Regions from separate parts of the Mus musculus genome. Here region 2 is linked to region 1. A link is a contact called in ENCODE Hi-C or POLR2A ChIA-PET data. All regions are on one chromosome and are shown on one strand. Each heading gives the region's core, a stretch centred on a gene start or an enhancer-like site at or near the end of the contact. The rest is flanking DNA. Distances are from core to core; before and after follow the strand shown.

The links. Hi-C counts contacts between places; a loop is a spot of excess contacts on that map. ChIA-PET counts read pairs that join two places held with the same protein, here RNA polymerase II (POLR2A).
Region 2: a loop to region 1 is called in a map of heart, with 2.4 times the contacts of the local background. The contact joins the promoter of Tie1 here to the enhancer-like site in region 1. A Hi-C loop is called at or near these places in 6 of 37 maps with a recorded cell type or tissue (heart and mouse embryonic stem cell). POLR2A ChIA-PET finds 5 or more read pairs at or near these places in 1 of 5 experiments (embryonic stem cell).

What each region holds. Positions count from the first base shown.
Region 1 is chr4:118,441,883-118,448,269 of GRCm38, forward strand. Mpl (myeloproliferative leukemia virus oncogene) reads right to left here. Exons shown (of 12, transcript NM_010823.3): 9 at 4,473-4,632; 10 at 4,170-4,266; 11 at 2,135-2,222; 12 at 533-1,798. The coding sequence ends at 1,547. Among named protein-coding and RNA genes, the nearest start is that of Cdc20, 7.7 kb to the left of the region's middle. Within about 2 kb of position 4,254, at least 1 of the 3 ENCODE cell types and tissues checked has a DNase peak (open chromatin) inside an H3K27ac peak, as active enhancers do; it is heart, where a contact is called at or near this core.
Region 2 is chr4:118,485,478-118,492,182 of GRCm38, forward strand. It overlaps Tie1 (tyrosine kinase with immunoglobulin-like and EGF-like domains 1), which reads right to left and starts at 4,372. Exons shown (of 23, transcript NM_011587.2): 1 at 4,171-4,372; 2 at 900-1,208; 3 at 710-820. The coding sequence starts at 4,228. It also overlaps the pseudogene Gm12859.

The DNA of each region.
Region 1 (6,387 bases), core at 3,004-5,503:
GGGTGACGTGGGTCTGGGGTGGCAAACAGATGGCATACGGCATATTCATAACTCATCCTCTGCCATTAAAAGAATCTCTATTCCAAGAGACTCAGAACTAAGCATTTGAATAATTCCTCCACACCCTCCTGCTGAAAGTGAACCCGTCTTGTAGTTCTTCCCTCTAGGTCTGATGGGTCGTCCTTACTGCTTCATGTCTAAGGTTGGTCCCAGCTTCCTTACAAGCTCTGTGGCACAATGCTGTTCCTTGATGGCTTTACAAAAATCCCACCCTCACCTTTGGAAATGTGTCCTGTTCTGTATTAAGCGAGTCAATTTACCCAGTTCGTGCTGTCCATCTCTGCCAAGACCCTAACAAATTGGGTATATTTGGAGCTAGCAGAGATCCAAACATGGTAACATGATTGACAGTTTGAATGGCTCAGAGAAATCTGTAACCTGAGTGGTTTGAGTTCATTTACCACTGCAAAGTGTGGCATGCAGGGTCAAGGAAGCTGGCATGGAGTCAAGGCAACATCATTCAGAAAGGTTTCATTCAGACGATATTTATTGGAGGTCTGCCACCTATCATACGTGAAATAGTATTGAAGATGCTGGGGTGGGGGTGGGGGGTAAGGACAGATCCTAACCCTTGCCTTTCAACTCACTATCCAGGAGCAAGAAACAAATGTTAAAATCCACAGAAAACACTGTGGGATCTATCTATAGAAGTCTGGGCTGGAGATAAGAACTTTCTGATGGTCATCATGTAACAAAGGCCAGAATAGGAAGAGAAGAAATACTTAGGACATTAATTGGGGCATTTTAAGCATTGACTGTCCCAGCCAGTGTGTTCTCAATTGTTCACACTGCTCTATGGGGTTCTGTTATTATCCACACTTCGTAGATGAGAGGGAAAAGGCTCAAAGGCTATTTGCCTAAGTTTGCACAGCTAGCAGGTGTGAACGACAGGACCAGAACCTGGTTCTAGCTCCAGAGTTGGCTCTTTTGCTGCTAGTATGCTCAGAGAGGCAGGAACAGAACCAGGAAGGAAGGTGATACTGTGGCACCCAGGGTGGAGGAGGATGCCAAGAGAGATCAAATAAATAGATGACAGCAAGACCCCACTGGGTCTCATAATTAGAAGGCTTGCACAGTTCCCTTAACAGCAAGCTAGGGGACTCACTGAAGAACTCTTTAAAGCCTGTAGGAGATAGGGAAACAGAGACTTTCCCCACCCCCAAGGGTTTGGAGCTACAGGGCATGGCAACTTTAGTCACAGCAGGCAGATTTCTGTGAGTTTGAGGCCAGCCGTTTCTACATAGCAAGTTATAGGTCATCAGAGTTATATAATAAACAGTGTCTAAAAAATTAAAAAAATAAAAATAAACAGCCAGAGGAGCCAAGCAGCTGCAGAGACAGAGCTCTGGATTTGTGAGCAGCCATCTGGAGTGATCAGTGTTATAAAGCCAGAGGGGGAGTGGGGTGGCAACAGAATGGATGGTGTTGAGGATGGATAAGGTAGTGTGTAGGAATGTATAGGTCTGCAGTAGCATGGGGACTGCCTTCAGGGCTGCTGCCAATAGCTTAGTGGTAGGTAGGAGTGGTTGGCAATGTGTGTGGTGCAGCAGGACCCCGTCTCAGCCATGGGTGGACACACAGACAGGGGCATGGTCCGCAGGCAAGGTTGCAGTCCTCTGTAGTCCATCTGAGGTTGGGAGGGACACAGAGGTAAAGGAGTGCTCTCTGAGGACTTAGGGAGGATTTCCAGGAGGCTGGGTTCCACTTCTTCACAGCTATCGGTAACCGTGGCCTTAGACTGAGAGAGTCAAGCAGAAGAAACTAGATTAACCAGGAGTGGCTCAGGCTCCTGGGACACAGAGCAGGCCAGCCTGGTCTATTTAGCTAGTCCAGGGACAGCCAGGGATACACAGAGAAATCCTATCTCAAATAAAATAAAATAAAATAAAATAAAATAAAATAACTAGAGATCTTAGGGTATAGAGTGGGCTGGGTTTGCTTAATACAAATTAGATTAGGGAGTAACACTAAGGGATAGTAAGTATGGAGGCAAAGACCATGAGCAAGTTGCACTGTGGGACAAGAGTCATTGGTGGTGGGTGATTGGAGGAGGGAAGGGTTAGGGTGTACTTACAGGACTTAGGGCTGCAGTGTCTCTGAGGTACTGGCCTAGGACCCGGTGTAGGTCTGGAAGCGAGGGCCACAAAGCATGCCTCAGTCTCCTATCAGAGAAGGAAGAGAGAGGAACATGACTTGGGATTGAGTTGGGACCCATAAGGAGGGCCCTAAAGTGGGCCAGGAGGGGAGGCAGTGAGGCAGCGGAGTAAGTGTGAAGAGACAGGGGCATAGTCAAAGCGGGTTGGCCTGACCACTCTGCCAAGACAGTATGTCTTCGTTCCCCATCGCTAACTATCCCATGCGCTGGAGTTTTTCATTGTTACATTTGTTTGTTTTTACCCTAGTCCATGAGAACACAGGTTCCGTTTGAAAGCTTGTCTATTGTTCCAGACGTTACCCTAGCACTGAACCCACAGTAGGTTGTCCCACTCCTGTTACCCCAGCATTGAGCCCATAGTAGGTGCTTGTGAAAAAAAAAAAAACAGTGCTGTGTCTAGCTCTGGATGCTACTGCAGGGGGTTGTCTGTGAAGAGTGCAAATTAAGGATACTGGGGAGACTTCCAACTCTTGGGCAGCAGATTTATTTCCAAGTTGAAGGACTTCAGCCATAGGAGACTGGCCTCCTCAATGACCTTTCTGATTGTAGAAAGTAACCCAGTTTGCAACATCACTTCCTTCTTCTCCATCAACATTTTGGGGTGGGAAGGTGGGGGGGGGTGTCAGATAAATGGCTACCTTTGAATAAAGGCTCCATTCTAGACTGCTCTTACATAAAGGCAGATTAAAAGTTTAAAGAAAGTCAGGCGTGATGGCTCATGCCTGTAATCCTAGGACTCAGGGTGGGGCAGGGGGTGGAGCTGAGGCATGGGGATTGCAGTGACTTTGAAGTCATTCAGGACTATACAAAGACTTCCAGGCCAGCCTGGGCTACAAGTAAGATCCTGTCTTTAAAAAACCCAAAACAAAAAAAGAACATGTTCAAAGTGAGGTGTGGAGTGGAGTCCAGGAGCGGGGTCCTGTTGCTTGGCCTAGCCTCTAATCAAAACACGCTCTTCTATACTTTTGACTTCTGAGCTCAAGACTCAGCAGACAGTGCCAAGTGAAGGACTGTGGTGGTGTGCATTCTCTCGTCAGGTTTATAATGTCTCCTCAGCCCTCACATAAGTGAGTCATTCATTAGGGAACTTATTTAAGGGACTTCTACTTGGCAGACACTGTGCTGAGGGTTTAAAAATGGCAGAGTAAGGTCTGATGGGGAGGACACGCGAAGGGAGAAAAGCTGAGCTGGGAGTGTAGGACGGGGGTGAAGCGCGTGCTTAGCACGTGGGAGCCCTAGGTACAGCACCCTGCACCAAATAGATTAGTGCAGGAAAACACCACGCGGACACAAAGGAGCAGCCAATGAGGGGAGGCCAGGAAAGGCTAAGCTTAGCGAAGAAAGTTATTTAAAGATGAATGTGTAGTCAGCCAAAGAGGATATTCCAGACAGGAGGGTCATTATGGACAAAGGCACTGAGCAGAAAAACAACCCAACTGGAGTAACTCAGGGCTTTGGCAAGGCTGAGATTCTGTAGAGCCTTGTTGGGTTCTATCCTGGGGAGGTAGGCAGGTCGCCATGGAATTATGTGCGTTTGGAGACGCTCGCCAGGAAGAGAGAGAAGGGGCACTGTTTCAAAGAGTCAGGTAGTGTGCGGAGCCAGAGAAAGAAAGCATTGTTTGATCAGCTTTCCTGAGTCGGAATGACCAGGTTTCAAAGCCAACTGGATGGTGTGCGGATGGAGAGACACAAGAACCCTGATTTGGGCCAAAGTTGGACAGTAGCCCTGTCACTAAGTGAGCAGCCAGGAGGTGGGGCTATTGGAGGCGTCCAAGGAGTGGGCAGGTTACTGTGTAAGAACTTCACTCCCAGAGGCGAGCAGGAAGCAGCTGAAGAGGTAGGTGTGGATGTTCTGTGGTCCAGAAAGCGGTGTCAGCAAGTGACCCTAGAATACTTGTTCAGAGGCCACTGTCCTCACGGACCACACCCCACCATCCTTTTGGAAGGGCGGTACCTGTAGTGCGCAGGAAATTGCCACTTTAGCAGCAGTAGGCCCAGAAGGGCACTGAGGCTCAGCACCAGGAGCAGAGCAGTCACCAAGGTGATCCAAGCTAGGAAACAAAAAGCATCTGACCACGGCTGACCCTCGGCTCCACCCGGGGGCGTGCTGACTCCAGCCCTGGCTCCACCCTCAGCATCCGGTGAACTCAACACTGCACTGGGCTGCGCTGAGTTCTGAGGCTTGCCCATAGCCCCACCTATAGTGTAACCAGGTCCCCACGCAGCGTAGACCAGCTTCAGCCCTGCCCGTCCTCACCAGTCTCGGAGCCCGTGGACACCCTAGCTGGGGGAGACCAGGCGCTCCAGGGACCTTGGTAGGTGGGGCCGTTGAGCCTGGCACGCAGCTGCAAGCTGTAGCGAGCTCGGGGGCGCAGCTCTAGGGTCCCTCCCCGGGCACCGAGAGATGGCTCCAGCACCTGAGAGGAGCAACGTGGAGTGGGTCTGAGCCCAGGCTTGGAGCTGGCGTGATCGAAAGCTCTGCCTGAGATCAAGATCACACGAGGAACACACACACAGCCAGGCGCTCGCGCACACAGCTGTGCATTCTTCCCCAAGATGTGAGGATCCAGCTACAAGCGCAAACCATCCCCACTAGTCCCGCCTTGGACACTCTAAAAGACACGCTTTTCTCTTCAGAGACACACAAACCGTGCCATAAGTACTATACTGCAGAGGACACCAGATTTGTGCAAGGTACCAGGACTACAAACATTATTTTTTGCGAGCAGGGATACTATTATACGCTTAGCAAACACTCCAGTTGCCTAGGATATGCCAAACACTGAGCTAGGTCCTAGACAAGTGAAATACATCGTTTCATCTAAAGAGGGAAGCAGAAAATCACAATTAGTGCAAGGCACCGAGGGAGCACAGTGAAACAATGCTGCTTTAGTGCGCTAAGAGAACAGAAGGTCAAAGGGAAGACTAGGAATGAGGAGTGTTAACACATTATGCAAATTACTCATTGGTAAATAGCAGGAAGAAGGAAAGAAGGTAGCAAGAATGTTTCTAGGCTTGGGTATTGGGTAAGAGGTGGCTGTGGCGCCACTGACAGAGCTGAGAAGTCAGCTCCAAGAGAATACTAATGGGTCTACTTTATAAAGTTTAACTCCAGTCAGTCAGATTGATGGTAATGGTAAGACAGCAGTCATCTTTGCTTACTATGCAGTATATAGACAGAAGGAGTGAATGGAAATTATATATGTTATATATACATCTGGGTGATTGACAACTTGGCTACATGAATGGTATACACAGGGAAATTTAATGCTATATTTATGAACTATATATAGTAAAAAAGTACAACTCAGGAAGAAAATTAATTTATTTCTGATAATTGTATCTGGTCTGTCTAGGAATGAAGCTGTTTGCTTGGGTTGTCTTGCAGGAAGATGAGTGTGTTTGTGTGTGTGTTAACTGAGAATAAAAACATTGTTTAATTGTGTAACTAGTATCTCTCTATACGCCAAGAAGTATGCTAGGAATTGATATACAAAATGTTTTTTTTTTTTTTTTTTTTTTTGGTTTTTCAAGACAGGGTTTCTCTGTGTAGCCCTGGCTGTCCTGGAGCTCACTTTGTAGACCAGGCTGGCCTCGAACTCAGAAATCCACCTGCCTCTGCCTCCTGAATGCTGGGATCAAAGGCGTGCGCCACCACTGCCCGACACGAAATGTTTTTAGATTTATTTACCATGTATATGTTTTGTCTGCATAAGCATATATGAATCAGGTGTGTGTCTGGTGCCCTCAGATCCCTGAACCTGGAGTTATGGATGGTTATAAGCTGTCATGTGGGTGCTGGGAACTGAGCTTGGGTACTCTGCAGAAGCAACAAGTACCCTTAATTGCTGAGCCATCTCCCCAGCTAAAAAAAAAATTAAAGATAAATTATATTTAATTTTTATCTAACTCCAAGACCAATAACTTTCTCCCCATTTCACCAATGAGGAGACTTCAAATTTTAGGTAATTTGCATGTGGTTCTTAAAGCCCTTTCCTTGTGGAAAGGTAAAATTGGGGCTGTTAGTGTATAGGTTAAGTCATTAAGACAACAGGGTTGAACCACTTACCTAGGCAGAGCAGACTTTTATCTAGGAGAGATGGTTTTTGGATGGGGTGCTGGCAAGAACAACACCCAATGAAAGAGTAGAGAAGGAGGAGACAGGGAAGGGG
Region 2 (6,705 bases), core at 3,122-5,621, 44 kb after region 1:
CCCAGTCTCTTCATCTGGGGTCCATACTGTTAGTCAGGCATACAACCCTGTTCCTTCCTGTCTTTGATAAGAGCTCCAGACAAACTGCAGAGACTCAGGCCTCCCTTCCCTTTTCTACAGCTCCCTCTGCCTAAGGAAAAAGATCTCCTCCCTTAGGAGCCAAGTATCCAAGAGGCGGCCAGCAGATTGTGGGGGTGAAGCAGACATTTTGGGGGCTACTCAAGAAAAAAAGGAGTCCTTCCACAGAGTGGATAAGGACAGGGTAGTGGGCAGGCACAGAGCTGAGACCCACAGATCTCTGTGGACTTCAGCATATGTCTGCCTTGGACATCAAGGATCTGAGTTAAGCAAGTCTTTGAGAGAGGTTAGACTTCCCTTGGCCTGTGCTGGGCACACGTTACCATCTCTCTTCTTTCCTATGGGGACTGCTGCTTTTCTTAGGCAAGTCATGTGACAGCACCTGCTAACTCCTAGGGGAGGGTCAAAGATGAGGGCTTAACATAGCACATAGAGGTAGCTGGCCGCAGGCTCCTGGTCCTTTTAGTACAGTAGGAGGGTGGCTCAGAGCTACAGATGAGAGGGAAGCCCCTAGAGGTTGGTCACAAGGATGGCAGGTGGGTCAGGGTGGACTAAGTATATGGTGGGCCATGGATGGAAGACCTAAGGTGTCAGCATCATGGGTCTCCCTGTCCCACCAACTGCCCCTCACCGTTGTTCTTCCAGATCACGTCAGTCTGCTTTTCCTTGTGCACATGGGCAGAAAGCACAGCAGTGTCACCTTTGTTCACCGTGTGTGTGACCTTGTCTGGAAACAGGTGTGCTGTGGATGAGAGGTAAGTTCAGCGATCTACAACACAGCCCTCCCTCTGGTGGTCGATCTCCTGGTAGGCCAGACTCACCCCCTGGGCTGTTGTGCACATAGAGAACTCGAGTGCGCCGCGCGCCAGCACCACCCACACAGGAGAAGACGCCTACCAAATCCGAGGGCTTGGAGAAGCCCCTCAGCGTGACCTGGTGAGAACCGTTGCGTGCCAGGTACAGGGGCTGCCCAGGCGGGAAGGTGCGCACGATGCGATCATCCTTCTCCAGCAGCAGGGGCGGGTCCGAGCTCCTCCCTGCTCCGGCCTCACCAGACACGCAGGTCAGGAAGAAACGCTGGGGGTCTGTGATGCGCAGGTTGGCCAGCAATGTTAAGTCAACAGACGCACCTAGGACCAAACAACAGTGACTCCATGGTGGATCCTGCCAGCTCAGCAGCCCCAGGAGCCCGGGACTCCAACAGTAACTTGTGTTAATATTTCACTGTGTCCTTAGAAGACTTCACTTTTTCAAAGATTTCCGCCCATTCCCTTCCCTTACACATGTGCTCGCTCTTTACCTGCAAGCCTCTTCGTCCTAAAACATAAACAAAAGCACACATCCTTCTCTGGTCCAGACAGGGAATGAGCTACGCTTCTGTCTCCTTCCCTTACTCTGTCCGTGTCAGGTCATTGCCCTGACTCCTGTGTGAACCATTCCCACCAAGGCTATCCCTGAGCCACCTGTCCCTGCCCCATCATGGAGGTGCAGGTTAGAAGAGTCGCTGAGACTGGAGTGTCATGAGGACGCACACCCTCTTTCTTGCTTAACTAATTGAGGACTATTTGACTGGCTGGGATTGAAGATCGGTTAGGGCCAGAGAGACACAGACACAGGTGGGTCTGGGCCCTACCTTGGGAAGCTGGAGGACCAGACACAGGCATCCCTCCCAGATGGAGGTGTTGGCTCAGAGGGAGGAACATCTAACCAGCAGGGGGGCGGGGGAAGGAAAGGGGACAGGAAAAGATGCAGATAACAAACTTCATTAGAAGGTGCTTGGGTGAGGAGGAACGAAAGGTCAGGCGTAGGGAGAGGCCACCCTACGCTCAAGTATGAGAAATGTTGTAGTGTGGGGAGGGGAGCTGCCCCGGGCTAGTGCAACTGGAGCGTAAAATCTGTACCCTGAAGTGGGCAAGACCGAGGAGAAGAATGTGATCAGCCTGCTTCAGACCTGTGACCCCAGACCTTCCAAGGCCCCTCCTTCCCTGGCCCTTCCCTGCCTGTTAGCTGTCAGGTCATCAATTCATTTAAATGCCACTTAGCATATTTTTGACGGTCTATCGTAAGCCAAAGAAGCTGGCATCTCTTGGCCACCTCGCGGGCACCAAATGCCCTTTCTCCCTGGCATCCTCATGGCTTCCAGTGAAGTTGACATCCTTTGCTGTAATAACTACGGAGCACATTCATCCACTCCCTCGGCATTAACTGTCACCCCTGAGTCAGTAGCTCTGGTGTGGCCTTTCAGCTCCCAATGCATTTGCATCTGTGTTTCCTAAGCTACACCCTCACCTCTCCCAAGCTTTCTGAGTCAAAGGATAACACCCATTACCTGAGACACTAACTTCAGAGTCATCTTGTGTTCCTGCTGTCATAATAATTAATGTTTATTGGATGTCAATTATGTGCCGGGGCCCTTTAGTGATGCTCTCGTCCTTTCAGGACCACACTGTCCTGGGAGGTGAGTGTTATCCTCTTCCAGGATGATGGTTTTATAACCAGGGAGCAAAAGCTCAAAACTTGCCTAAGGTCATACAGTTAGAAGGGAGCAGAGCCAGGTTGTCCAAGCCCAGGCTCCTCTTCCCTTAGCTTCCAGTCTGCTGGCACATACTTCTGCAGGTTTTTCTTTTTCTTTTCTTTTTTTCTTTTTCTCGTCTTTCTTTTCTTTTCTTTTCTTTTCTTTTCTTTCTTTTTCTTTTTTTTCTTTTTTTTTTCTCTTGAGACAGAGTTTCTCTGTATAGCCCTGTCTGTGTAGCCTTGGCTGTCCTGGAACTCACTCTGTAGACCAGGCTGGCCTTGAACTCAGAAATCCGCCTGCCTTTGCTGCCCAAGTGCTAGGATTAAAGGCGTGCACTACCACTGCCTGGCCTACAGTTTTTTCTTATGGGCTTCCATACCTCCCAAGCTTGCACTTGCTACTCTGTTGACTACCTCTCTTAGGGAAACCCTTCATGACTTTTCTGGTCCTGTGGCAGAGTAAGCTGACTCTCTTCTCAGTGCTTCTCAAAAGCTCTTGATGTCTGCTTCTGTCTGGCCCTCATTCCTGGCCTGTGTTTCCCACCAGACAGAACCACTCAAAGGCAGCCTCTGACTTCTAGTTCTCTGGTCAGCAGACTGAAAGGACCTGCCACCAGCATTCAGAAGCTTCTCCATGCCCTCTGTACACACAGCTCCATTTAAACAACAAACGTATCAACCTTTGGGAGCCCAGCATCATTTAGTTGTCATATGATAGGTTTAGGTGTTGCCATATTCTCAACTAATGGAACATCATTGGTGCTAAATAAATTTTATTATTATTATTATTGTTATTATTTTGAGACTGGGTCTCTCTATGTAGTTCTGGCTGTCCTGGGACTTGCTATGTAGACCAGGCTGGCTTCGAACCTCAGAGATCTACCTGCTTTTGCCTCCTGAGTACTGGAGTTAAAGCCACCATGCTTGTCTGTCCAATGAATTATTGATTAAGCCCAACACAGTTACTCGTGAGGTCCAAGTTGATGGCTGACTTCTGCCCCTACTCACCTCTCCCCCCTCCAGGCAGTGATTCCTAGCACCTGCCTGAGTTTTCCCCACCCTGACCTCATTCTTGGTGGATCAAAATCGTCATGACGCTATGACGACGACGATGATGATGATGATGTCAGTTTCTGCTTGTCCCTGCAATTTTTAAGTTGTGTTAAAATACACATACCCTAGAATCTACCGTTAGAACCACTTGTAAACAGTCAATTCAGTGTTAATAAATGCATTCATAACCTCATGTGAACATCACCACCCATTTCCACAGCTCTTGTTTTTGTTTTTGACGTAAGGTCTCCATAAGTCTTTATGGGGCTAACATGGAGTCCTCTGTGTAGTCTAGGCTGGCCTTCCAAGTGCTGGGATTAAAGAAGTCCACCACCACACCCTAACTGAAATGCTACACTCATTAAACAATAACTCTCTATTTCCCTTCCCCCAACCCATGCTCACCACCATATTGTGAGGTCTATTGCTAGGCTAGGCTAGGGTTTCTTGGGGGTCGGGGGCTGGAATTAAGGCCTTGAAATCAAGAGTCAGGGAGGAGCTCTGCTCACTCCAGGGAAGACTTACCAACATGAGAGGCCAAGAAAAGAGTGGGGAGCAGCAAAGAGGATCCCCACCAGACCATACTCTGGAAGCTGCCCTGGGCCAGCCAAGGCCAGCTGGGCCCGGGGTCAGTTGCTGTGGGTCTGAGTGTTCAGCCTGTCCAGCTCAGTGCACCTCGGTGCTGGGGAGGAAGAGGAAATGATGGTTAGGGTAGGAGGGGTGGCAGGGAGAGAGGGTGGGAAGAGTTGTCGCCTGTAGTCCTCCCGTGTCCAGCCCCCACAAGCCCGGGATGGGTGTGGCCTGGAAGTCTCTGGAAGGGGGGGCATTAGAGGTGGGAGGCAGGTTGTGACAAGGACAGATCTGGGGATGGTTGGGCTCTCTCTCCCATCCCTTCGGTCCCTTCCATCTGCATTGCTGGAGCACGGGAGACAGGAAAGGGAGGAAGCCAGTGGCTTCCGCCTATTGAGAAGGTTTGGAGGCAGGACATTGTTCTGGGGTCTCCCCTCCTCCCAGCACACACACGCTGGGAGGAGGGGAGACACACACACACACACACACACAAATACAAAATGAGGCTCACGTGACTCTTTTTTTTTTCAAAAGTAAACAAGAAACGGTCTCTGTAAGGTTTTAATGCTCAGTTTTCACAAACACAAGTTTCTACCCAATTTTACAACACACGATAAAATGTCCTAGTCTGTAGACTGTGCATTAAGTGTTCACTTCGGTAGCACACACACTAGAATTTGCATTATTCAACTCTTCCTCATATTCTTTTCCAATCTTTTAAAATCACCAGGAGTTTCTACCTAAGTAATATTCTACTGTATTTACATTTGAGTTGCATGTCTTCCGAGATCGGGCGCGTTCAGAGTGGTATAGCCGTAGACGAGTTGCATGTCTTAAGAACAAACGGAAATCCATGATATTTTGGTTAACTCAGTGTATTTACAAAATGAAAAGCTCTATCAAAATACTTTTCACTGGAAAAATAAATAGAACAGGCATTGGATCTACCAAAGTTCATATTCACTTTGGCCGATGTCAGTGTGGGACAGTTCATGACAGCACAATTTACCCTGATTTCCCCAGAGCTGACCAGCTTCCAAGCTAACTGTTAAATTATTTTACTGAGATTTTATTATGTTGTTATCTGGTTCATTCCAGATCATTGTCAGCCAGGCTCTGAGCACTTACAGTTCTCTGACTAACGGTCGGAAGCTTGGTCAGGAGCATCTGGAACACTGGTGGTGGAAGAGTCTGCTGGAACACTTGCAGCAGCTGCGGAGGCAGCAATGGCATTTGTCAGGTGGTCCACACCCTTCTCGTAGTCACCTTGTGCTAATAACCCTTCACCAAGCTGTGTCTCTTCAAGGAAGAATTTCTGAACTGCTTCAGCGTCTTTTAAATCAGGAAACTTGGTGTATTAGTCAGGGTTCTCTAGAGTCACAGAACTTACGGACAGTCTCTAGATAGTAAAGGAATTTATTGATGACTTACAGTTGGCAGCCCAATTCCCAACAATGATTCAGTCGCAGCTGTGAATGGAAGTCCAAGGATCTAGCAGTTACTCAGTCTCACGCAGCAAGCAGGCAAAGGAACAAGAGCAAGAGCTAGACTCCCTTCTTCCAATGTCCTTATATTGTCTCCAGCAAAAGGTGTAGCCCGGATTAAAGGTGTGTTCCACCACACCTTTAATCCCAGATGAAAGGCATAGCCCAGATTAAAGGTGTGTTCCTTAACTCGGAGATTCAATCTTCTGGAATCCATAGCCACTACGGCTCAAGATCTTCAAACCAAGATCCAGATAAGGATCTCCAAGCCTCCAGATAAGGGTCACTGGTGAGCCTTCCAATTCCGGATTGTAGTTCATTCCAAATATTGTCAAGTTGACAACCAGGAATAGCCACTACAATCCACCCCTTGTCAACTTGACACAAATAACATCTCATGTTCACATGAAACAATAACAAGGTTGTAAATACGCCTAACATGATATAACTATCCCTCGTACAATCGCAAACGCATTAGTAAATTTACAATGGGCATTCATATTACTTTATAATCCTCGTTTCTGCAACTGGTTACGTGGCCTTAATTGGTATTTATAACTACCTTCCTCTACTACCCATTCTGTATTTCCTTCTCCTTCAGCCAGCACCTCAGCAGGTCTTGGCTCTTTTCCTGGAGGATTGACCCATACCTTCATTCCTGATGGGTCTGCGTCCTTGGTCATCCTGCTTGGATTTGGCTGTTGTAGTTTCTCATTGACTTTAATCACAGGACATGGTAGTACTAAGAGACGCCCTAAGGGATCTCCTACACTCCAGACATAATCTTGCTTACCACCATTGTGAAGAGGTAATCCAATTTCCCCATGGTAATCTGGATCTATCACCCCTCCTAACACTGTTATTCCTCTTTTAGCCTGTTGGTTTAAGGGCATTAGAAGCCCAAAATGACCAGGGGGAAGTCTGAGCTTCCAGTTCAATGGAATGTTTGTTGTAGCTCCTGGTAGGAGCACTCCCCTCTCTGGAGCCAAAACTTCTAAGCCAGCAG